Regions from separate parts of the Homo sapiens genome. Here regions 2, 3, 4, 5, 6 and 7 are each linked to region 1. A link is a contact called in ENCODE Hi-C or POLR2A ChIA-PET data. All regions are on one chromosome and are shown on one strand. Each heading gives the region's core, a stretch centred on a gene start or an enhancer-like site at or near the end of the contact. The rest is flanking DNA. Distances are from core to core; before and after follow the strand shown. Region 1 holds the start of P4HA1 (prolyl 4-hydroxylase subunit alpha 1). Region 2 overlaps ASCC1 (activating signal cointegrator 1 complex subunit 1). Region 3 has its middle 25 kb from the start of DDIT4-AS1. Region 4 holds the start of DDIT4-AS1 (DDIT4 antisense RNA 1). Region 5 has its middle 23 kb from the start of DDIT4. Region 6 holds the start of NDST2 (N-deacetylase and N-sulfotransferase 2). Region 7 overlaps MICU1 (mitochondrial calcium uptake 1).

The links. A loop is a pair of places that touch in the nucleus more often than their neighbours do. ChIA-PET counts read pairs that join two places held with the same protein, here RNA polymerase II (POLR2A). Pooled maps may share reads with other maps.
Region 2: a pooled map shows a loop between it and region 1 (2.5-fold over the local background). The contact joins the enhancer-like site here to the promoter of P4HA1 in region 1. A Hi-C loop is called at or near these places in 4 of 50 pooled maps. POLR2A ChIA-PET finds 5 or more read pairs at or near these places in 5 of 52 experiments (K562, PC-9, Panc1 and 2 more).
Region 3: a pooled map shows a loop between it and region 1 (3-fold over the local background). The contact joins the enhancer-like site here to the promoter of P4HA1 in region 1. A Hi-C loop is called at or near these places in 2 of 50 pooled maps. POLR2A ChIA-PET finds 5 or more read pairs at or near these places in 5 of 52 experiments (T-cell, WTC11, activated B cell and 2 more).
Region 4: a pooled map shows a loop between it and region 1 (9-fold over the local background). The contact joins the promoter of DDIT4-AS1 here to the promoter of P4HA1 in region 1. A Hi-C loop is called at or near these places in 1 of 168 maps with a recorded cell type or tissue (natural killer cell), 1 of 37 single-sample maps with no recorded cell type and 11 of 50 pooled maps. POLR2A ChIA-PET finds 5 or more read pairs at or near these places in 6 of 52 experiments (GM10248, GM12878, PC-9 and 3 more).
Region 5: a pooled map shows a loop between it and region 1 (8-fold over the local background). The contact joins the enhancer-like site here to the promoter of P4HA1 in region 1. A Hi-C loop is called at or near these places in 1 of 37 single-sample maps with no recorded cell type and 6 of 50 pooled maps. POLR2A ChIA-PET finds 5 or more read pairs at or near these places in 4 of 52 experiments (GM10248, PC-9, activated CD4-positive, alpha-beta T cell and 1 more).
Region 6: a pooled map shows a loop between it and region 1 (7-fold over the local background). The contact joins the promoter of NDST2 here to the promoter of P4HA1 in region 1. A Hi-C loop is called at or near these places in 7 of 50 pooled maps. POLR2A ChIA-PET finds 5 or more read pairs at or near these places in 2 of 52 experiments (T-cell and activated B cell).
Region 7: a map of dorsolateral prefrontal cortex shows a loop between it and region 1 (5-fold over the local background). The contact joins the enhancer-like site here to the promoter of P4HA1 in region 1. A Hi-C loop is called at or near these places in 1 of 168 maps with a recorded cell type or tissue (dorsolateral prefrontal cortex) and 1 of 50 pooled maps. POLR2A ChIA-PET finds 5 or more read pairs at or near these places in 5 of 52 experiments (A673, K562, OCI-LY7 and 2 more).

The regions. Positions count from the first base shown.
Region 1 is chr10:73,095,468-73,098,183 of GRCh38, forward strand. P4HA1 (prolyl 4-hydroxylase subunit alpha 1) reads right to left here and starts at 1,399. Exons shown (of 15, transcript NM_001017962.3): 1 at 1,299-1,399. RefSeq lists enhancers at 780-1,535, 1,780-1,849 and a silencer at 1,420-1,749.
Region 2 is chr10:72,106,101-72,108,816 of GRCh38, forward strand. All of the region lies in intron 9 of ASCC1 (activating signal cointegrator 1 complex subunit 1), which reads right to left. Among named protein-coding and RNA genes, the nearest start is that of SPOCK2, 19 kb to the left of the region's middle. Within about 2 kb of position 1,356, at least 6 of the 41 ENCODE cell types and tissues checked have a DNase peak (open chromatin) inside an H3K27ac peak, as active enhancers do; they include PC-9 and Panc1, where a contact is called at or near this core.
Region 3 is chr10:72,247,567-72,250,282 of GRCh38, forward strand. No RefSeq gene overlaps it. Among named protein-coding and RNA genes, the nearest start is that of DDIT4-AS1, 25 kb to the right of the region's middle. RefSeq lists enhancers at 334-901, 902-1,470, 1,471-2,037, 1,506-1,605. Within about 2 kb of position 1,390, at least 35 of the 41 ENCODE cell types and tissues checked have a DNase peak (open chromatin) inside an H3K27ac peak, as active enhancers do.
Region 4 is chr10:72,272,307-72,275,022 of GRCh38, forward strand. DDIT4-AS1 (DDIT4 antisense RNA 1) reads right to left here and starts at 1,405. Exons shown (of 2, transcript NR_186445.1): 1 at 544-1,405; 2 at 1-211. It overlaps DDIT4 (DNA damage inducible transcript 4), which reads left to right and starts at 1,618. Exons shown (of 3, transcript NM_019058.4): 1 at 1,618-1,754; 2 at 1,851-2,115; 3 at 2,389-2,716. The coding sequence starts at 1,911. RefSeq lists enhancers at 115-638, 639-1,162, 1,873-1,992.
Region 5 is chr10:72,296,015-72,298,730 of GRCh38, forward strand. No RefSeq gene overlaps it. Among named protein-coding and RNA genes, the nearest start is that of DDIT4, 23 kb to the left of the region's middle. RefSeq lists enhancers at 1-151, 1,156-1,455, 2,107-2,716, 2,376-2,465 and a silencer at 1,816-2,085. Within about 2 kb of position 1,322, at least 39 of the 41 ENCODE cell types and tissues checked have a DNase peak (open chromatin) inside an H3K27ac peak, as active enhancers do; they include PC-9, where a contact is called at or near this core.
Region 6 is chr10:73,810,253-73,812,968 of GRCh38, forward strand. NDST2 (N-deacetylase and N-sulfotransferase 2) reads right to left here and starts at 1,346. Exons shown (of 15, transcript NM_003635.4): 1 at 1,222-1,346; 2 at 547-651. It overlaps CAMK2G (calcium/calmodulin dependent protein kinase II gamma), which reads right to left. Exons shown (of 23, transcript NM_001367534.1): 23 at 2,249-2,716. It overlaps NDST2-ZSWIM8-AS1 (NDST2-ZSWIM8-AS1 readthrough), which reads right to left and starts at 1,568. Exons shown (of 18, transcript NR_182658.1): 1 at 1,222-1,568; 2 at 547-651. RefSeq lists silencers at 781-850, 1,151-1,860.
Region 7 is chr10:72,423,928-72,426,643 of GRCh38, forward strand. All of the region lies in intron 8 of MICU1 (mitochondrial calcium uptake 1), which reads right to left. Among named protein-coding and RNA genes, the nearest start is that of DNAJB12, 70 kb to the left of the region's middle. Within about 2 kb of position 1,389, at least 2 of the 41 ENCODE cell types and tissues checked have a DNase peak (open chromatin) inside an H3K27ac peak, as active enhancers do; they include dorsolateral prefrontal cortex, where a contact is called at or near this core.

The sequences.
Region 1 (2,716 bases), core at 149-2,648:
ATTCATAAGCTACGTCTAAACCTAAAAGGGGAAATACGTTTCTAACCAGAACTTTAAAAAAAAAAAAAAAAAAGAGTAAAAAATTGATGAAAGAACGCTGCTGCCACGTCTTTGCCCCTCCCCCCTTCACGTAGTGGCTATTTCATCCCCTCCGAGTGCATTCCAAGCGAAAGTCCGAGAACCACTGCTCTCGGAGAAACCAGAAACAGTTAAGTGGAAATTGGCAAGTCTCTTTGGCCTTTTAGATCAATTCCTAAAAGAGGATCTAGCTGCTTCTTCAACCCTTTCTTAAAGAAAACAGTGCAAAATTCCAAGAGTCTTCACTCTATCCGGAACGCGTAAGATGTTAGTGTCTAAACATTGAATTTGTATGTAACAGAGTCGATTATTTAGGAGAAAGAGTCTCACAGTTATCATACCATCCTTCCTCCCCATTGAAACATACATCCGGGGGCCAGCCATGTAATCCAACTCAAAATCCTCACACAACCATGGAATTTGTTGGACTGATGTGGACTTTTAAAAGCTGCAAATTCTCGGCAGAGAGAGACAGAGAGACAGAGATTGAGAGAAGAGCTCTTGTCTCTTTTTAAAAAAAGTTATGGGGAAGAAGAGGGAAGGAAGCTTCCCTGACGACGAGGTGACCTGAGAGCCTACTTCCTCGGCGCTACGAGCAGAAAGCTCGGCGCCCCGGGCTACGTCTGGCAGCTAATGCTGCACCGCTGCGCGCAACAGATGAGTTCAGCCGGAACTTTCTGGGGAGGTCCCCCCAGCTCCCGGCGACTTTCGATAGGGCAAAAATGCCTGGCGCGCTGCGGATCCAGCTCCAAGCCTTAAAATCCGCTCTCCACCGCCACATGCGAACCATCTGCGGCTGTGGCGGCCAAAAGCCCACGCCCCGCGCTTGCGTTCCCCTTAGCCTCGTTAGGGAGGACCAGGTGCAGGGGAACTTGGAAAAAAAAAAAAGCAACAGAGTGATTCCTCCCCGGGAAGGAAAATTCAAGAAAGTCCTGGTCCCTAGGGCGGGGACTGAGGCTGCAGCAGCCCCAGCGGTCCGAGGCGCACTAGGGACAGAGGTGGGAAGGGGGGCACGAAGGAGCGCGGGCGCCGGGAGTCGCGTGGCGCAGGGAGAGGGGCCGAGTCTCCCGAGGGGAAGGAACCGAGGCTGCTGTGGTAACCTGGGGAACCCCCGCCCCAGAAGTACCACCACAGCGGGAAGGAATGGATCGCCGCAGCCGTCCGAGAAGGTCCACGGCTGCCCAGTGGCCTCAGTCTCCGGGATCGAGGGAGCGTCTCACCTGGAAAGTGGGACGAGAGGGCGGCGCGCTCTTCAGCCCCCAGTCGCCTCCACTCGGAGCGGCTACTTCCTACCCTCAGCCCGCTGGCGGCGCGACTGGGCAGCAGAGGGAGCCCGTTAGCCCTTTTATAACCTCTAGGCCGCGATGGCAGCGCCAGGGAGGAGGCGACTGCAGCCCTCGCTACGTGAGCTCGATCACACCAGCGCCCCGGCGACTGCGCAGGCGCCAAGCCCGTGCCTCCCTGCTGCCCCCACCCGTGGCCGGCCCGTGGAGTCTGAGGCCGAGAGGAGTGGCTGGGACCGGCCGCCGTGGTGTGGGTAAGCGGGAGTGGGATGTAACGCGCCTGCGCAGGGTTCTCGCCCCGCCACCGTTACCGTGGTTACCACGGGGTTTCCCCCGCTCCTGTTCAGTTTGCCTCCTTGATTTCAGGGTCCGCGTCAGGCCTAAGCGACGAGGCCGCCGGCAATAAAGTATCTTAAAAATGAGAAGAGGAACGTGGGAGTGTAGAAAATAAAGCAGAATTTTTCTAGGGTGGAAAATAATAGAGATTCAGTCTTGGTATCTCAGCTGTCTTGTTCCTCTCACATCTCAGCACTCATTTTATACTAATCGTGCTCTATCTCCTACCTTTATACCTTATCAGTAGATAATAGACTAAGAGCTCCAGGGTCAGGTTATCTCAATTCAAATCCTGCCTCAATCCTGTGTGTAACACTAGGCATTAACAACCTCTCCGTATCCGTTTACTCATCTGTAAAATAGAAATGACGGTACTACCCATCTTGTAAGATTCTTGTGAGAATAAAATGAGATAATGTATGTAAAGCACTTAACACATGCCTCACACACAGAAATGACTTAGTAAATATTAGATTCTCCAGTAACATTAATTTATATAAGGCACCCAATGTTGCGTTTGATCTTAGTCTAACATTTGCCTTAGTTATAAAGTAACCCCAAACCAAGGGTTTCTTTATATCTCCCTGTACTATGAGGGAGAATACAATGAAGAAGATAATTTTTTCCTTGTCAGTTAAAGAGAAAAATGAGTTGCTAAGACTTGTTATTCATTAAGAATTGTGGTTTCTAAAGTTTTCCATGTATGCTAAAAAGTATAGCAATAATTAACATTTGACTTACGCAGGAGGTGAGTGATTATATAGCTACAGAAAGAGAGAGAGGGTACTCTGGGAGCACTAGGCAACTAAAAAGTAGATATAATGATGTCTAAATCAATGGTTCTGAAAGCGTAGTCAGGGAATCCATAAGGTCAAAATTATTTTCATACTAAGACTTTATTTTCATACTAAGACTTACTGCCTTTTTCACTCTAATAACAATACAGTGAGGTCTTCCAGAGACTACATGCCTGTGATACAGATGGAACGCAGACACAGATATGAGAATCTTCTATTAGC
Region 2 (2,716 bases), core at 106-2,605, 990 kb before region 1:
CCAAGATCCCTCTTTTAAGAAAATCTACTTCTTGTGCTGGTGGCCTCGGTGAACTATTTGCTGTCTCAATACTACTTGAATAAGAAGAAATTCAGTTTTGAAGTTAAAAATGAAAATTCAAAATATTCAAGTCTTACGCTATTTATAATCATTCTTGACACACATGAGATAAACCAACCTTTAGAATATAATCTGATGCAACTGAAAGTAAGTACAGGGGGTTCAATTAATTCAAGTATTTAGAAGGATGTTCTAGGTCATATTTCTCTCTAAGAAAGGATGCTATTGTTCTCATGTATGGCAATCAGACTTTTGAAACTCAAAGCAGAGTGAATAGGAATAGCAAATGCATGCTACTTTGAGGTTTTCCCAGTGTTTTTCTTCCACAGCCTGTTTACCAACTTCTATTTCTCACAATTATCCCGTTTATAGATAAAAGTAGTAACACTATTTTGTACTTAATAATAACACTTAACCACCTACCTCCCTATGAGGGATGGTATGAACAGAAGACAGGCTGACAAGTACTTTGAGCTCTTTGGGAAGGCACTCCCAGTATGAAGCCTTGCTGTGGTTAAATAACACCTTTCATCTAAGGATCTAAAAGTGTCTTACAAAGCCCAGCTCATTAACTCCAAAAAAATTGCTATGATATAAACCAGAGCTGAGCATTATTATCCCCATTTATATAAGAAACAGGGACAAGCTAGGACCACTAATACTGTCAGAGAAATTTAAGAGTTCCTGGGATGAGGCCTAGGATACAGGCCAGTGGAAGGCCACGTCCACAAGGCAGTGTGTATGGGCCTCTCAATTCCAATAACAAATATGTACCAAAGAATGCCAAGTGGGGAAGCAGGTCCATCCTTAGGCTGTGCATATACAACCAGATAGCAAAGAATGAGGAGCAAATGATGTGAAAAGCTATCATCACAGCCCTTGGAAGATCCCAATTGCAAAACATCAAAACAAATAATGGTATATTTCAGATGCATTCCTCATAAAAGAGGCATGTAGGTACAGGACTAGTATGACTTCAGGGAGCAAACAGAAAGATACAAATACCAGACTAAAAATATAATCGATTTTGAAAAAAAAAAAATCAAGGTTCTTCGTATGTCATGTTACTAATCTCACTCAGAATTAAGATCACTTTATTGGGAGTTAAGTCATCAAAAAGAATTAAGTTCACAAATAAGTTACCCCCCCCCCAAAAAAATAAATTTTGTTTCAAAGTTATGTTTATTAAAATTCCTCAAACCTAAAAAAAAAAAATTCTGAGTTTCTGCCAAATACCGTGCATTTGTCTTCTGGGCCACCTGTGAGATTACTTCTGAGGAGACCAAATGTGGGAGGTAGGAAGAGGCAAGAAGGAAATGGAGATCCACCACATCCGGGGTCAAAAAAAACCTTCCATCTACTTTAAAAATACTCACATGGGCTGTGCCCAAGTGGATTCTTTCTAAACATCATCACAGAAGAATGTAATTGAGTCTGTTTACCCTAAGGTAAGTCATGCTCCTCTACACACAGACACACATACCTTCACCTAGGTACAAAAAAATTGATATTTCTTTTCTACTGAAGAAAGGGCACAAAAAGTTTCTTGGGCAGACTAGACGTTTTTAATGCTTTCCTATTGTGAAAATAAGTAATTCAAAATCTAAGCTGTTGGAATCTTAACATATTGTAAGGCTTAAGGGAATGTGATTATGTGAGTCACTTAAACTTGTATCTGTAACCTGGGCAGCTGTAACTGTTGTTTTTCTGATTATAGATTAGCCTTTTTCCTCACCTACACTGTTTTGTAAATGGTTGTAAATGAATAAACAGTGCCAGAGAAGATCCCTTCCCTTTTAACTGTTGATCTTCATTTTGATTAAACTTCCCTCTTACATTTCTCATACAAAGACTTAAAAGACTATCACATCATCTAGGATGGTATGTTAAATACTTTCTTTTTCTTTTTCTTTTTCTTTTTTTTTTTTTTTTTTGAAACAAGGTCTTACTCTGTCAGCCAGGCTGGAGTGCAGTGGCGTGATCACAGCTCACTGCAGCCTCCACCTCCCAGGCGCAAGAGATCCTCCCTCCTCAGTCTCCTGAGTAGCTGAGACTACAGGTGCATGCCACCATGCCTGGCTAATTTTTGCATTTTTTATAGAGACAGGGTTTTTCCATGTTGCCCAGGCTGGTCTCAAACTCCTGGGCTCAAGTGATCCTCCTACCTCCACCTCCCAAACTGCTGAGATTACAGGCGTGAGCCACCATGCCAGGTCCTACACTCCTAAGTTGGAAAGGAAGTGAAAACAAGCTGTACAGAAAAGAAAACAAACTGTAATTAACTAAATTATAGCTCATAAACCAACCTTGTATAGAAAATGTTATAATCCTACTAAATTTGTTTTCTGCCTATATAAGCAGGACCTTAACTTTTAACTTTAAGCACTGACCTCATTTCTGTGAAGTCCCTGTTTCCCAAATGGCCATTCCCAGCTTTTCACTTGAATAAACTTTTAAAAACTGAGTTCTGATCCTTTCCATTATTGCTGGTCGACATTATCAATGACTACAGACCCACTCCCTCCCCCAATTTCTCCATCTTTAAACAGGGATGATCCTTTACAAAGATGTTCTGCAGTTAAAGATAAATTATAAGATGAAATTTTGAGCTCTGATTATTATTGTCACTCACTGACTATAATCTCTAATGCATCAC
Region 3 (2,716 bases), core at 140-2,639, 850 kb before region 1:
TACCAACCAACATCTGGAAAGGGACTCTGCAATGCCAGGGTAGAAGGAGCCTTATTCATGGAGCTTCATAGAGGCACTGGGTCTTATTTTCTTTGAGACGGAGTTTCACTCTTCTTGCCCAGGCTGGAGGGCAGTGGTGTGATCTCGGCTCACTGCAACCTCCGCCTCCCGGGTTCAAGCGATTTTCCTGCCTCAGCCTCCCGAGTAGCTGGGATTACGGGCATGCACCACCATGCCCAGCTAATTTTTGCATTTTTTTAGTAGAGATGGGGTTTCTCTATGTTGGTCAGGCTGGTCTCAAACTCCCGACATCAGGTCCTCCGTCTGCCTCAGCCTCCCAAAGTGCTGGGATTACAGGCATGAGCCACCCCCTCCGGCTTGGGTCTTATTTTCAATGGCCAGGCCTCTCATTAACGTGGCAGGAATGCAGCCTGTGCGGAGCTCCCAACAGTGCAGTTTGCCAGAAGTTGGCTGGGATTGTGCTGGGTTTCTCAAGGTTCCCCTCCTTGTTCACTCTCTTCAGACCCACCTTTGCCTGCAGCTGGCAAGCAGCTGATAGATCTCTATTTTGCTGTTGTGAGAATTCACCAAAAAGGCACTTCTAAAAGCCTCATGCAACTAGCAGGAGAAACATAGGTTTAGAGCCTTGCTCCTGCAGCTTCAAAAACAAGGAGGCAAAAATTGAGATTGAATATAGCACAGAGTGTGGGTGACACCAAACCACGGACTGAGTTGATAGGCTGCAGGGAAGGAAGTGAAAAGTTCACCTTGTCCTTCCGTCTAACAGAGGACTGCTGGTTTTGCAGAGGTTTGCTTTTTTTTTTTTTTCCATTCAATAAAAATAGCTCGGTGGGACAACATATTATAGCATTCGTGGAAATAAAAACTAGGAACCACATCATAGGATGTTCTGCTCCAAACTTGGCGCTGATCCCCCAGGCAGCTCCAAGTTCCCTCTGATTCAGGCAGCAGCGACGGAGGCCCTCCCCTGTCCCAGGTGGGACCCGGCCTTCAGAGAGGAAGGGAGGTGGTGGTATGAGGCATCAGCTGTTTCCTTTGCCTGTGGGCCAAGATCCTTGCCATGGCAGAAATACAACTTTGTCCCCAGTGTCTGCCTTCTGCACTGTAAAAAGCAAGTTTCCATCACAAAGGGTTGCGATTCAGGAAACCAGGGTTAGAGGCAAACGGGTCTTATTTGAAAATGGTAAAACCTGGCCAGGCCTTGGACTTCCTGCATTGGTTGCTCTCCTGGGACCTGGGACCAGCCCAGCAGGGTGGGGTGGGGCAGCAATGCAGGTTACAGGATGTGAAAGTGGGGACTGAGGTTAGGAAAAAGAATAAAAGGCTGTGACCAGAACACACCCAGCAGAGGCCATGTGCAGTTCTCTTCTTCAGGGTTTCCTGTGGGTACACTGAGAACATTGTGTTCTGGCTGAGAACTTATCCGGCGGAGCCTGCTGCATACGTGGCCCCTGGGTCCTAGTGCTGCCTCTTACCTAGCCTCAGGCCTGGCTCCCCTGCCTGCACCTGCGTGCAGCCCACTGTATGACCCAGGGAGGCTGTCTCCATTGTGTCCTCCTGCTGGGTGAGGCCCCCGGCCACCAGACTCCGAGCACTTAAGATTCTGACCCATCCCGCATTTCCAAAGCATCTTCAGCGTGCCGGGTGCCATCACACAGTCGCGTTTCATATCCCTCATAACAAAACATCCTTCAGATGACAAAACTGAGGTTCAGGGAAACTGAGAGGAACAACCAACATCAGTATTTATTTTTATTTATTTATTTTAGAAAGGGGGGTTTCACTTCCACCCAGGTTGGAATGCAGTGGTGCGTTCATAGCTCACTGCAGCTTCCAACTCCGGGCCTCAAGTGAACCTCAGCCTCCTGAGCAGCTGGGACTACAGGCACGCACCACCACCCCTGGCTCATTTTTGTATTTTTTGTAGAGACAGGGTCTCATTATGTTGCCCAGGCTGGTCTCGAACTCCTGGGCTCAAGCAACCCTCCCGCCTCGGCTACCCAAAATGTTGGGATTAAGACATAAGCCACTATGTGCCTGGCCTATGCCAGTATTTATTTATTTATTTATTTATTTATTTATTTATTTATTTATTTATTTATTTATTTTTGAAATGGAGTTTTGCTCTTGTTGCCCAGGCTGGAGTGCAGTGGCATGATCTCGGCTCACCGCAACCTCTGCCTCCCGGGTTTAAGCAGTTCTCCTGCTTTAGCCTCCCGAGTAGCTGGGATTATAGGCACCCACCACCACACCGGGCTAATTTTTGTATTTTTAGTAGAGACAGGGTTTCACCATGTTGGCCAGGCTGATCTTGAACACCTGACCTCAGGTGATCCACCTGCCTCAGCCTCCCAAAGTGCTGAGATGACAGGCGTGAGCCACCATGCCTGGCTGCCACTATTTATTAAAGGTTCTTGGATGCAGGTCTCATGTCACTTCGGGATAACTGATTTTGAGGCATTATTTCAAACTCTTGCAATGAATGTGAGCATTTTCTCTCAAAGTTTCTCTCCAGGTGATTTTGAGAATAGATGCTTTCTCTTTTTTATTTTTTGTTTGCTTGAGACAGGGTCTCATTCTGTCGCCCAGGCTGGAGTGTGCAGTGGCGTGATCTTGGCTCATTGCAGCTTCAACCTCCCTGGATCAATTGATCCTCCTGCCTCATCCTCCTGAGTAGCTGGGACTACAGGTTTGC
Region 4 (2,716 bases), core at 155-2,654, 820 kb before region 1:
TTATTTTTAATTTTTATATCCCCATTGTTAAGCAATCTGGTGTCTTTAAGGCTCCAACAAGCGACAGAGCTTGAAGAATGGGAAGAGAAGGCCTTGAAAGTCCCAGTGGCTCACAAACTATTCCATTCTGCAGCTGTCTTTAAGATGTCTCCTGGATCCCCTGATTTCTTTTTTTAATCCATAAATTTGTCTCCATAAGTGGGTCTCCCACCTGTCAAATGAGAGTAGGGTGCAGAGCTTGGATTCTGGTTCTTTCAGGTTCTAAGTCTTGGCCCAAGTGTCAGCTTTTTCTTTTTTCTAAGTTGGGGTGGGGATGGGGGTTGCGGAGGGCAGTGGCCTGACATCTCCTGCAAGTGTCATTTGTCACGCGAAAGCAAGCCTGACCCGAGGCAAGGCCCGCCTATCTGGTTAGGTTCCTTGCCCGCCCCCGGGGCCCTGGGCATCTGATGTAAGTTTGGCTCCCTCTTCCATCAGGGTCCTCCTGTCCCAGACTGATAAACCTTTAGAGCAATAAAGGTCGAGTCCGTCTCAACCTCCACCCACCCTCAGCAACCACTGTTAGCCTCTGAGCACTGCTGCCAGGCCAGATTTCCTGTGGCCCCGCCTGAATGATGAAACACGGGATGGCCATTGCACTCCCTGGCTTTTCCAGAGATCTCGGTCCTCGGTCCTGATGCAACCGTCTGGATCTTTTACACAAAGCGCTAGGCGAGCGCTGGGTGCTAGGACCCGGGGGGCGCCCGGGCAGGGAGGTCCGGCTGCGCTGCCTGCAGTCCGCGGGGAGGGCGGATGGGTCTGTGAGTCCGACTGCTGTGAATCCTCGCTTCCATCCCTGCACTGGGCGCTATGAACCCGGGCCCATCCACACTCCTCTAACCACTCTCCTCAAGCCCTCTCCTTGGGAGCAGTTGGAAGTGGAAGCAGATAGGGTTTGGGAGGAGGCAGGGATCCCCATTAACCTATGTCCTGGGCTGTAGAGTAACAGCCAGGATGGGCAGGTGGGGCCTTGGGGAAGGGGCAGCATGGTGCCCGGAGCTTCCCAGTCTGTGGACCCCACCCCCATATCCCGAGCCTTTGCAAAGCAGGGATAGAGGGGGTAAGGGCGCGAGGGCAGGCCGGGCTAACGTCTGCTCCTGCGCCGCCGTCCCACGGGCATCCCCCCCGTGTGTGCCCAGTTGTTCCCGAAGCTTTAGGATCCAAGACGCTGGGGGCAACCATTTTCCTTGCCCGCCGCCCCCTCACGCTTCCCTGCCTCTCCTCCTAGCCTGGTCACGGGCTGTCCCCTCCTCCAGCAATGCAACCCTATAATAAACAAGTCTTTCCTTGATCCTCCCCTGCCGCGAGCGCCCTCGGGGACCTTGGCAGCTGCAGCCGCCGCGGATCCTTTCCAGAAAGGGGGCGTGGCGGTGGGTCGGGGTTCGACTGCGAGCTTTCTGGGGCTCAATGGAGGCGGGGCCCGGCCGCTGTCACCGGGCAGGAGAGAACGTTGCTTACGTGCGCCCGGAGTCCATTGGCCAAGGCGGGCCACACTCCCGGGTCTGGATTGGGTCGTGGCGCAGAGAAGGCGTGGCCTCGCCGCGCTAGTCCTTATAGGCTGCTCCGCGCTGGTGCTAGGGCGCAGCAGGCCAAGGGGGAGGTGCGAGCGTGGACCTGGGACGGGTCTGGGCGGCTCTCGGTGGTTGGCACGGGTTCGCACACCCATTCAAGCGGCAGGACGCACTTGTCTTAGCAGTTCTCGCTGACCGCGCTAGCTGGTGAGTGTCCCTTCTGTGTGTGGGTCCTAGAGCTCGCGGTCTGGTCTGGTCTGGTCCCCAGACTGACGCCTGGTCGGTCCCCCTCTTGTCTTACAGCGGCTTCTACGCTCCGGCACTCTGAGTTCATCAGCAAACGCCCTGGCGTCTGTCCTCACCATGCCTAGCCTTTGGGACCGCTTCTCGTCGTCGTCCACCTCCTCTTCGCCCTCGTCCTTGCCCCGAACTCCCACCCCAGATCGGCCGCCGCGCTCAGCCTGGGGGTCGGCGACCCGGGAGGAGGGGTTTGACCGCTCCACGAGCCTGGAGAGCTCGGACTGCGAGTCCCTGGACAGCAGCAACAGTGGCTTCGGGCCGGAGGAAGGTGAGCGGTGGGCGGGTGCCGACGCGACTCGAGGGGCCGGGAAGGTGGGGAAGCCCCGGTGCTGGAAGGGGTCAGAGCCGCCTTGGCTTCCTATCCCATCGGGACCCAGATTGCTTGGGGGCAGGGGGAATTGGAGTATAAGGTGAGTGAGGCGGAAACTGAGGCACGGAGTGGGAAGGAGCGTTGGTTTCTTAAGGAAACAGCACCTCCCCCGCCTGTGCGTTTCGTTTTGAAGCCGCTCTAATACCCCTTCCTGTGTGCTCTCCTTTCCAGACACGGCTTACCTGGATGGGGTGTCGTTGCCCGACTTCGAGCTGCTCAGTGACCCTGAGGATGAACACTTGTGTGCCAACCTGATGCAGCTGCTGCAGGAGAGCCTGGCCCAGGCGCGGCTGGGCTCTCGACGCCCTGCGCGCCTGCTGATGCCTAGCCAGTTGGTAAGCCAGGTGGGCAAAGAACTACTGCGCCTGGCCTACAGCGAGCCGTGCGGCCTGCGGGGGGCGCTGCTGGACGTCTGCGTGGAGCAGGGCAAGAGCTGCCACAGCGTGGGCCAGCTGGCACTCGACCCCAGCCTGGTGCCCACCTTCCAGCTGACCCTCGT
Region 5 (2,716 bases), core at 72-2,571, 800 kb before region 1:
CAGTTACAGTGAAACCCGGGACATGTGTCACAATTCCCAAGGACAGAGCCTCTTTCTACTCAACTGGAACTTGGGATGATGTGCCCCTGCAGCTGCAGCAGGTGCTCATGGAGCCCAAACACTTCCCAAGACAGCAAAGGCAAAGTACAAACAAGTACAAAGACTCTGGGAAATGAGTCTTCATGACGTCGTGGTGTCGCCAGATCGAGTCATGCCTGGGGTTCTCAGTTTCCTGAGCCAGTAGATTCCCTTTTTAGCATAAATCAGTTTGAGTCAGGTTTTCTGGCATTTGCATCATTAAGAGTCTGACATTCATATGGTGAATTTTCTTTTCTTTTTTTTCTTTTTTTTTTTTTGAGATGGAGTTTCGCTCTTGTTGCCCAGGCTGGAGTGCAATGGTGCGATCTCGGCTCACCGCAACCTCTGCCTTCTCCTGGGTTCAAGCGATTCTTCTGCCTCAGCCTCCTGAGTAGCTGGGATTATAGGCATGCGCCACCATGACCGGCTACTTTTGTATTTTTAGTAGAGACGGGGTTTTTTCCATGTTGGTCAGGCTGGTCTCAAACTCCGGACCTCAGGTGATCTGCCCGCCTCGGCCTCCTAAAGTGCTGGGATTACAGGCGTGAGCCACCGCGCCCGGCCATGGGTCTGTTCTTAAATGGGGCTTCCAGAGGGAACCTCAGCCTGTTTTGAAATAACAAGGATCCAGGCACGGTGGCTCACGCCTATAATCCCAGGACTTTGGGAGGCTGAGGCGGGCGGATCACGAGGTCAGTAGTTTGAGACCAGCCTGACCAACATGGAGAAACCCCATCTCTACTAAAAATACAAAATTAGCCGGGTGTGGTGGCGCATGCCTGTAATCCCAGCTACTCAGGAGGCTGAGGCAGGAGAATTGCTTGAACCCGGGAGGCGGAGGTTGCGGTAAGCCGAGATCGCGCCATTGCACTCCAGCCTGGGAAACAAGAGCGAAACTCCATCTCAAAAAAAGAAAAGAAAAGAAGAGAAAGGACAATAAGGAGTTAGAAACACTTTCTCCCTTCCCTCCTTCCCGAGGGGCGGGCTCCATCTTCTTTATTTTTTATTTTTAGAGAAGAGGTCTCCCTATCTTGCCCAGGCTGGTCTCAAACTCCTGGTCTCAAGCGATCCTCCGGCCTCGGCCTCCCAAAGTGCTGGGTTTAAGACGTGAGCCACCGCGCCCTGCCTCCATGTTCTTTAATCTGCTGTCCCTGGCCCAGGGACCTCCGCAGATAAAGCTCGGTTTCCCCTTTCTGACGCTGTTACCAGTTTGCGGCGGTTAACCCCCCAGAGAGAGCCTGACGCAGATTTGCTGCAGGAAACCACCGAGTCTCACGGCTTGGCACGAACTCTTCCTTCCGGGCCGGCCAGGATGCCTGAGCGTGGGGGTGGGCAGGGCACCTCCTACTTCCCCCCGCAGATAACCACCAACCCGGCCACATCATTCTCACATCTGGGAACTGAGCTCACTCGAGGCTTTTCTCACGTAGCCTCCTTTGAACCTGTTTCCTCATCTGTAAAATGGGGCTAAGGATAGCATCCACCTATTTCAGGGTCGTTTTGAGGGAATCCTGGAGAGAAAACTAGGGTTTTCAGCAAAAGGATCGGCACAAAGTAGATGTTCGCCGCTCCCCTCCCTCCTTCCCGCTCCCCCGGGCAGGAAGGCTCGCGTGCGCGAGGCCACAGCGCAAGCGGGTGCAGAGCAGGATTCGAACAGGGTTCCATGCAACTCCGTGCCCAGGGTCCTACCACCGCCTGAGCTCAGCGGTCTTCAGCCAGCGGGGCCCTTCCACCCCCTTCCTTAATAGTTTTCCTCCTCCGCCTCCTGCACGGCCTCCGCCTCCGCCTGACCGTCCTCGGAAACCTCCCAGCCGCAGCCCGGCCCTCCCCAGCGGCCTGAGTGGCCTCCTCCCGCGGCGCCCCCCAGCTCCGCACCTCCCCAGCCCCGCCCGAGGCGCGCCCAGCGAGCGTGACCCCGACCCAGGGCCACGGCTGCGCCCGTAGGATCGCGGGCGCGCGGGTCTCCATGAGGGACTGGGAGAGATGCGTCACCCGCTAATCCCTCAACTGGGTCGCACCCGGTCTGCCTTGGTTGGTCCCTTCTGATGGCGGAGGCGGGACCTCGACTTGGTGGCCAATGAGGAGCCTCGTGGGGGTGCTCTCGGCTGCCATGGCAACGGAGGGGCCGCCCGCTTCCCCGCGGGGCGAGGCCGGCTCTCCCAGGACTGGCCACATTGCAGTCACGCGCTGTGGCCCCAGTCCTGTTAGCATGAGGTGGGGGTCAGAAGTTGAGGAACAACTCGGACCTAAAGCCTTGACAATTGCCAACAGTGTAGACAAGTCCCAGCATGCCCAAAATTTATAAGAGAAGGCTGCCTGGAAGAGGGACACGATGAGGAGGGTCTGCTGAAACGGACAAAGAAACCCAGTTCAGTGCAGTGGAGTGGACATGGCACGGGCAGGGCACGGAGTGGGGTCGGTGCTTAGTAAGCGGATTAGGGTTTCCAAGCCAAGACCCACCCAGGGCAGGATGGGGAACCAAGGTGAGCAGGTGCGCTGAATTGTGGGTCTCACACTGTCCTTCAGTGTCCCGCAGGAAGAGAGAGCTAAGGATCACCAGGGTCATTCCCCTGCCTCAGGCAGCCTGCACTCCACCTTAGGTACAGTCATGTCCGGTCTTCAGCATTCATTAACCTCG
Region 6 (2,716 bases), core at 96-2,595, 710 kb after region 1:
TTCGAGACCAGCCTGGCCAACATGGTGAAGCCCCGTCTCTACTAAAAATACAAAAATTAGATGGGCATGGTGGTGGGCGCCTGTAGTCCCAGCTACTCAGGAGGCTGAGGCAGGAGAATCACTTGAACGTGGGAGGCGGAAATTGCAGTGAGCTGAGATTGTGCCACTGTACTCCAGCCTGGGTGACAGAGCTAGACTCCAGCTCAAAAAAAAATAAAAATAAAAATAAAAATAAAACAGTTCAGCTTTGGCCTAGGTAAAACGACACGAGAAGACAGCTGGGGGAGAGGATCAAAATGGTGACGGGAAGGGGTGAATGCTAAGAATGTGATGCAACTTTAGAGAAAACATTGTAGTGAGGAGGTCACTGACGGGAAGTTGATACTCAGGGTGTATCATCCCGTATTTGAGAAATTACAACTTGCCAGCCATTCTTCTAAGAGCTTCACATATATTTAATCTTCACACCAGCCCTAAGAGGTAGGGAAAAGGTACATGCTCCATTATCCCCATTTCACATATGAGTAACTCAGAGAAGCTTAGAACCTTGCCCAGGATCACACAGCTCAGTTGGTGGGAGGGCTGGGATTCGACGTCAGGCCTGTCAAGCTCCAGAGCCGCGTTCTTAGCCGCTGCATTTTAGCTTCATACCTGGAAGAAGCAGCAAGGTTTAGGGAAGGGGCGCCGGGAGCGCCGCAGGCCGGGCCAGTGAACACTGAGGGCCAGCAGGGCTGGGCGGGGTGGGTGTGTGCGGGAGATCTCTGAGGACGGCGAAGCCAGACGGGGGCCGGGGCCGGGCCCGGGCTTGGGGAGGCCGGGACGGCCGGAGCAGCGGCGCGGAGGCTGCGGGCGCCGAGGGGGCCCGGGGCTGGCGGGTGGAGGGGCCCCGCCGAGAGGAGACGGGGGCACAGGTGGATGCGAAGAGCGCACCGGATGTGGGACACCAAAGGGGAAGGGGCCACAGGCGCGCGGCGGCGACTCCGGGGTGACATCGAGACAGCCTCTGGGCTGGGAGAGCCCTGCGGGAAGAAGGGAGCCCGCCCGGTCCGGAGGGGAGCGAGGCGGTTCTGAGGGAGGCCGGCGGAAAGGACCCGGGGCGCGGCGCACGCTGGGCCGCCCGGGACGACCCTGCGGGTGGTGATGGTGGCAACATCCAAGGGAGTCTGTTGGGGGGGCCTGAGCGCGACCGTGGGCGGGGGGGTCTCCTCAGGGGCGGCTCACCCGGAGGACTGGGCGGCGTCCCCGCTGTCCCCGGGCTCCGCCGCGTCCCGGGGCTGCCCGGCTTCCCTGCTTTCGGGGCCACGGGCCGCGTCGCGGCTGCTCCGCCATCTCCGAGCGAACGCTCTGCCGCAGCCTGGCCCAACCACCGCTCCCACCGGGGGAGGCGGCGCGCCGCCGCTGGTGGCACCCGCTCGGATCCACCGGCTCCGGCCCTAGCAGCCGCGCGACCTGGGTTCCGGGAAATCAAGCGGCCCTCCGCAGTGCCGGGCCGAGCCGCGGCCTCCGAGACGGCGGGCTCCGCGCCCCGCCCGCGGAAGCGCACCCCCTCCTCTCCGCGCGATGGCACTGCCGGCCGAGCGTCGGGGACCACGACTTCGGAGCAGGGGCGGGCTCAGGCCTGGGCTCATCCACTCAGCCCCGCGGAGGGGGAGCCGGGCCGGCCCACTCGGGGGAGGGGAGGAGTAAGAGGCGGAGCGGCCTAACCGGAGGCGGGACCAGGGGCGGGGCGAGGCCCTCAGCCGGCTCCCAGGGCACTCACCCTCCCTCCCCGCCCCGCGTCGCCTGCGCAGCACCGAGCGCTGTTTGGAGGCTGTTTATGAGAAGTTTTTTTTTTTTTTTTTTTTTTTTTTTTTTTTTTTTGAGACGGAGTCTCACTCTGTCGCCTGGGCTGGAGTGCAGTGGCGCGACCTCGGCTCACTGCAACCTCCCCCTCCCAGGTTCAAGCGATTCTCCTGCCTCAGCCTTCCGAGCAGCTGGGATTACAGGCGCCCGCCACTATGCCCAGCTAAATTTTTTGTATTTTTTAGTAGAGACGGGGTTTCACCATATTAGCCAGGCTGGTCTCGAACTCCTGACCTCGTGATTCGCCCGCGTCGGCCTCCCAAAGTACTGGGATTACAGGCATGAGGAAGTTTTATTCTCAAAAGTACCCAAAGGGAGTAGGAGGAGGTACTCTCTCCAACCTGGTAAGCCAGGCTGCTAAAATCTACGCCTCTGGCCGTAAACCTCCAACAGCAGTAACACAATGGACTGTTTAAAGGTTATTTTATTAAATATTTTCAGTTCAAGGTTTCATTGTAACAAAGCTATGAAGGGTCTACCAACATTCAGAACAAACACTATTTTTAAATTATTTCTATGTTGTCATGCAAAAATTCTGCATCAAATGCCTTCCGTTTCTTGTTTAAAAGGTGATTTTTTAATAGTCTATTGTCTATAGATGCTGACATTAGCCCCAGAAGAGGAGTAAGAATGCTAAGAAGTGGGGCTGGAGCAGCCATATGAAGCTATGGGTCTCAATGAATTCTAAGACCATTTGTCTTCAAGCCAGCAAAACGAAACCCTGTGGTGAAGGGATTTGCGTGCTGGCACTGCAGACTGCAGGGCAGGAAAGGGCTAGGGCCCAGGGGCTGGGACATGCATGAGGTGCTCGGAGGAGCCTGGCTAAATCCAAGCACCAGCACCTGTGAGTCTGCTCTCTTCTCAGCTGGCTCCC
Region 7 (2,716 bases), core at 139-2,638, 670 kb before region 1:
TATGAGACACGAAATAAGAAAGTTAAGAGTGAATTTCTCTTTCAGCTCTCATTTCTTCAGCTAGCTCAGTAAGTTGACAGAGACCTAAATTTGTTTCCTTAGTAGTGGGACTGTGTCAATGAGCAAAACATAGAACTGTATTTTAATACAATTACTTTTGTATCAACCTATAACAGTGACCATTTCCCCCCCACCTTTTTTTTTAAGACGGAGTTTCACTCATCATCCAGGCTGGAGTGCAATGGTGCGATCTTGGTTTACTGCAACCTCTACCTCCCAGGTTCAAGCGATTCTCCTGTCTCAGCCTCCCGAGTAAATGGGATTACAGGTGCACACCACCACGCCTGGCTAATTTTTGTATTTTTAGGAGAGATAGGGTTTCACCATGTTGGCCAGGCTGGTCTTGAACTCCTGACCTCAGGTGATCCACTGGCCTCGGCCTCCCAAAGTGCTGGTATTACAGACATGAACCACCATGGCTGGCCTAACAGTGACCATTTACTGAGTATGTACTATGGGCCAGGTACTTCACCAATATGTTCTTTTTTTTAATTACTTTTTTTTTTGTAAATAGAGATGGGGGTCTTGCTATGTTGCCAGGCTGGTCTTGAACTTCTGGGATCAAGCAATCTGCCTGCCTTGGCCTCCTAAAGTGCTGGGATTACAGGTGTGAGTCACTGTGCCTGGCCTCATATAGTCACTATAACAGCCTACAGAGCAGCTACTATTAGCTCCACTCTGCAGATGAGAAAACTGAAGTAACATGCAGCTACATGTGACAGAGCTGGGATTTGAACTCAGCCTTATTTGGGTCCAAAGACTATCTCTCAACACCACACCATTTCCTACTTCTGAGCAGTGGCACATTCGCTTCCTGTACAATAGCACTGTGTTGTTTTGGATAAACTTATACAGCCATGGGGCTTAGTCACATTTAAATGAGACACAAAACTATGTCTAAAGAAATCAACATCATCAATATTAGGTGAAAGCCTCTTTTTCAACACTGCCACTCAATTTTTGATGTTTGTCACACCATCTTTCTATAGAGCTGATAAATTTTTGACAATACCAAAAGTTTTCAGGATTCAATTTAAGTGTGATTTATGACTCAATTTACTATCCTGAAACAAAGTGAAGGACTGACAAAATTTTCTAAATGGGCATACTTTTTGCAATGTTTAAATCAGATTTTCAGTGAAATCTGAAACCTGGGTAAAAGTTCACCTATGGGCTTCTTCAAGGCATGTGAAACAAGGCTGTGCTCCCTGCTCTCCAGGGCCGACTTTAATGATTTAAAGTGTTCATTCTACCCTTATCTGGGAGGTTTCACAGCTGTGGGGCAATCCCGTATGTTGGAACTAGATGAATTTTCAGCTTTATCTCACCAGATAGATTCATGGTTGAAAAGTTTCTTGTTTGTAACACTGGCAGCAGCTGCAGCTTGCTCAAGGCTTATAAAAGGCCTTTATTCTCTGTTCTTCATAGGGGCACAAGGCCTCGCCTCTGTTTTGTTTCAGACAGTAAGGTCAATTTCCAGTGCAGATGCCCAAGCAGCAATTCCAAGATTAGCATTTTTACTAATGTTCTTTGAAAACTCAGACTTGTCTTTTGGTAATGGGCTCTATTATGATTATTTTTAAGTGACTGGAATCTGAAAGGGCTTAAAAACAATCAACTTCTGCTTGTCCAAGTCGTATGGCCACTTCGACGCTTACTACTTCAGTTCTATAATTTGATTTTGGGCAGCACCTCTCCTTTTAGGTTTTTAGGCTTTTCTGAGGCAGGAACCCCCTTATTTCTGAGGTCTTAAACATGGCTGGAGGGAGCCATGGAGAGCTGTTTTTCTTTACACGCAAAACTGCTAATGGAAACAGACTTGAACTAATGTCCTATTTGTTCAAAATTTATTAACTGAAGACCACTATGCTAAGGCTAGGGAACTTTGAAGGCAGTATCTCAAGGACCTTCATTCGGGTTAAATTTTCAAGGGCAATAGCTAGACATCATGTGGCTGCAGGGGTCAAGTGTATGCAGGGTTAAGCATTGCTAATCCAAAAACCCCAAATCTGAAATGCATCAAAATCCAAAACTTTTTTTGTTGTTGAGCAACTTTTTTTGTTGTTGTTGTCCAGGCTGGAGTACAGTGGCATGATCTTGGCTCCCTACAACTTCCGCCTTCTGGGTTCAAGTGATTCTCCTGCCTCAGCTTCCCAAGTAGCTGGGACTACAGGCATGTGCCACCATGCCCAGATAATTTTTGTAGTTTTAGTAGAGACAAGGTTTCACTATATGTTGGCCAGGCTGGTCTCAAACTCTTGACCTCAGGTGATCCGCCTGCCTTGGCCTCCCAAAGTGCTGAGATTACAGGCGTGAGCCACTGCACCTGGCCCAAAATCCAAAATTTCTTGAGCACCAACACGTTGCTCAAAGATCATGCAAAAAGGAAATGCTTATTGGAGCATTCTGGATTTTTTTTTTTTTTTTTCAGACAGGGTCTTGCACTGTCACCCAGGCTGGAGTGCAGTGGCACAATCATGGCTCACTGCAGCCACGACCTCCTAGGCTCAAGTGATCTTCCCATCTTAGCCTTCTGAGTAGCTGGGACTATAGGCATGCACCACCATGCCTGGCTAATTTTTGCATTTTTGTAGAGATGGGGGTACCCTATGTTGCCTGGGCTGTTCTCAAACCCTTGAGCTCAAGCTATCTGCCC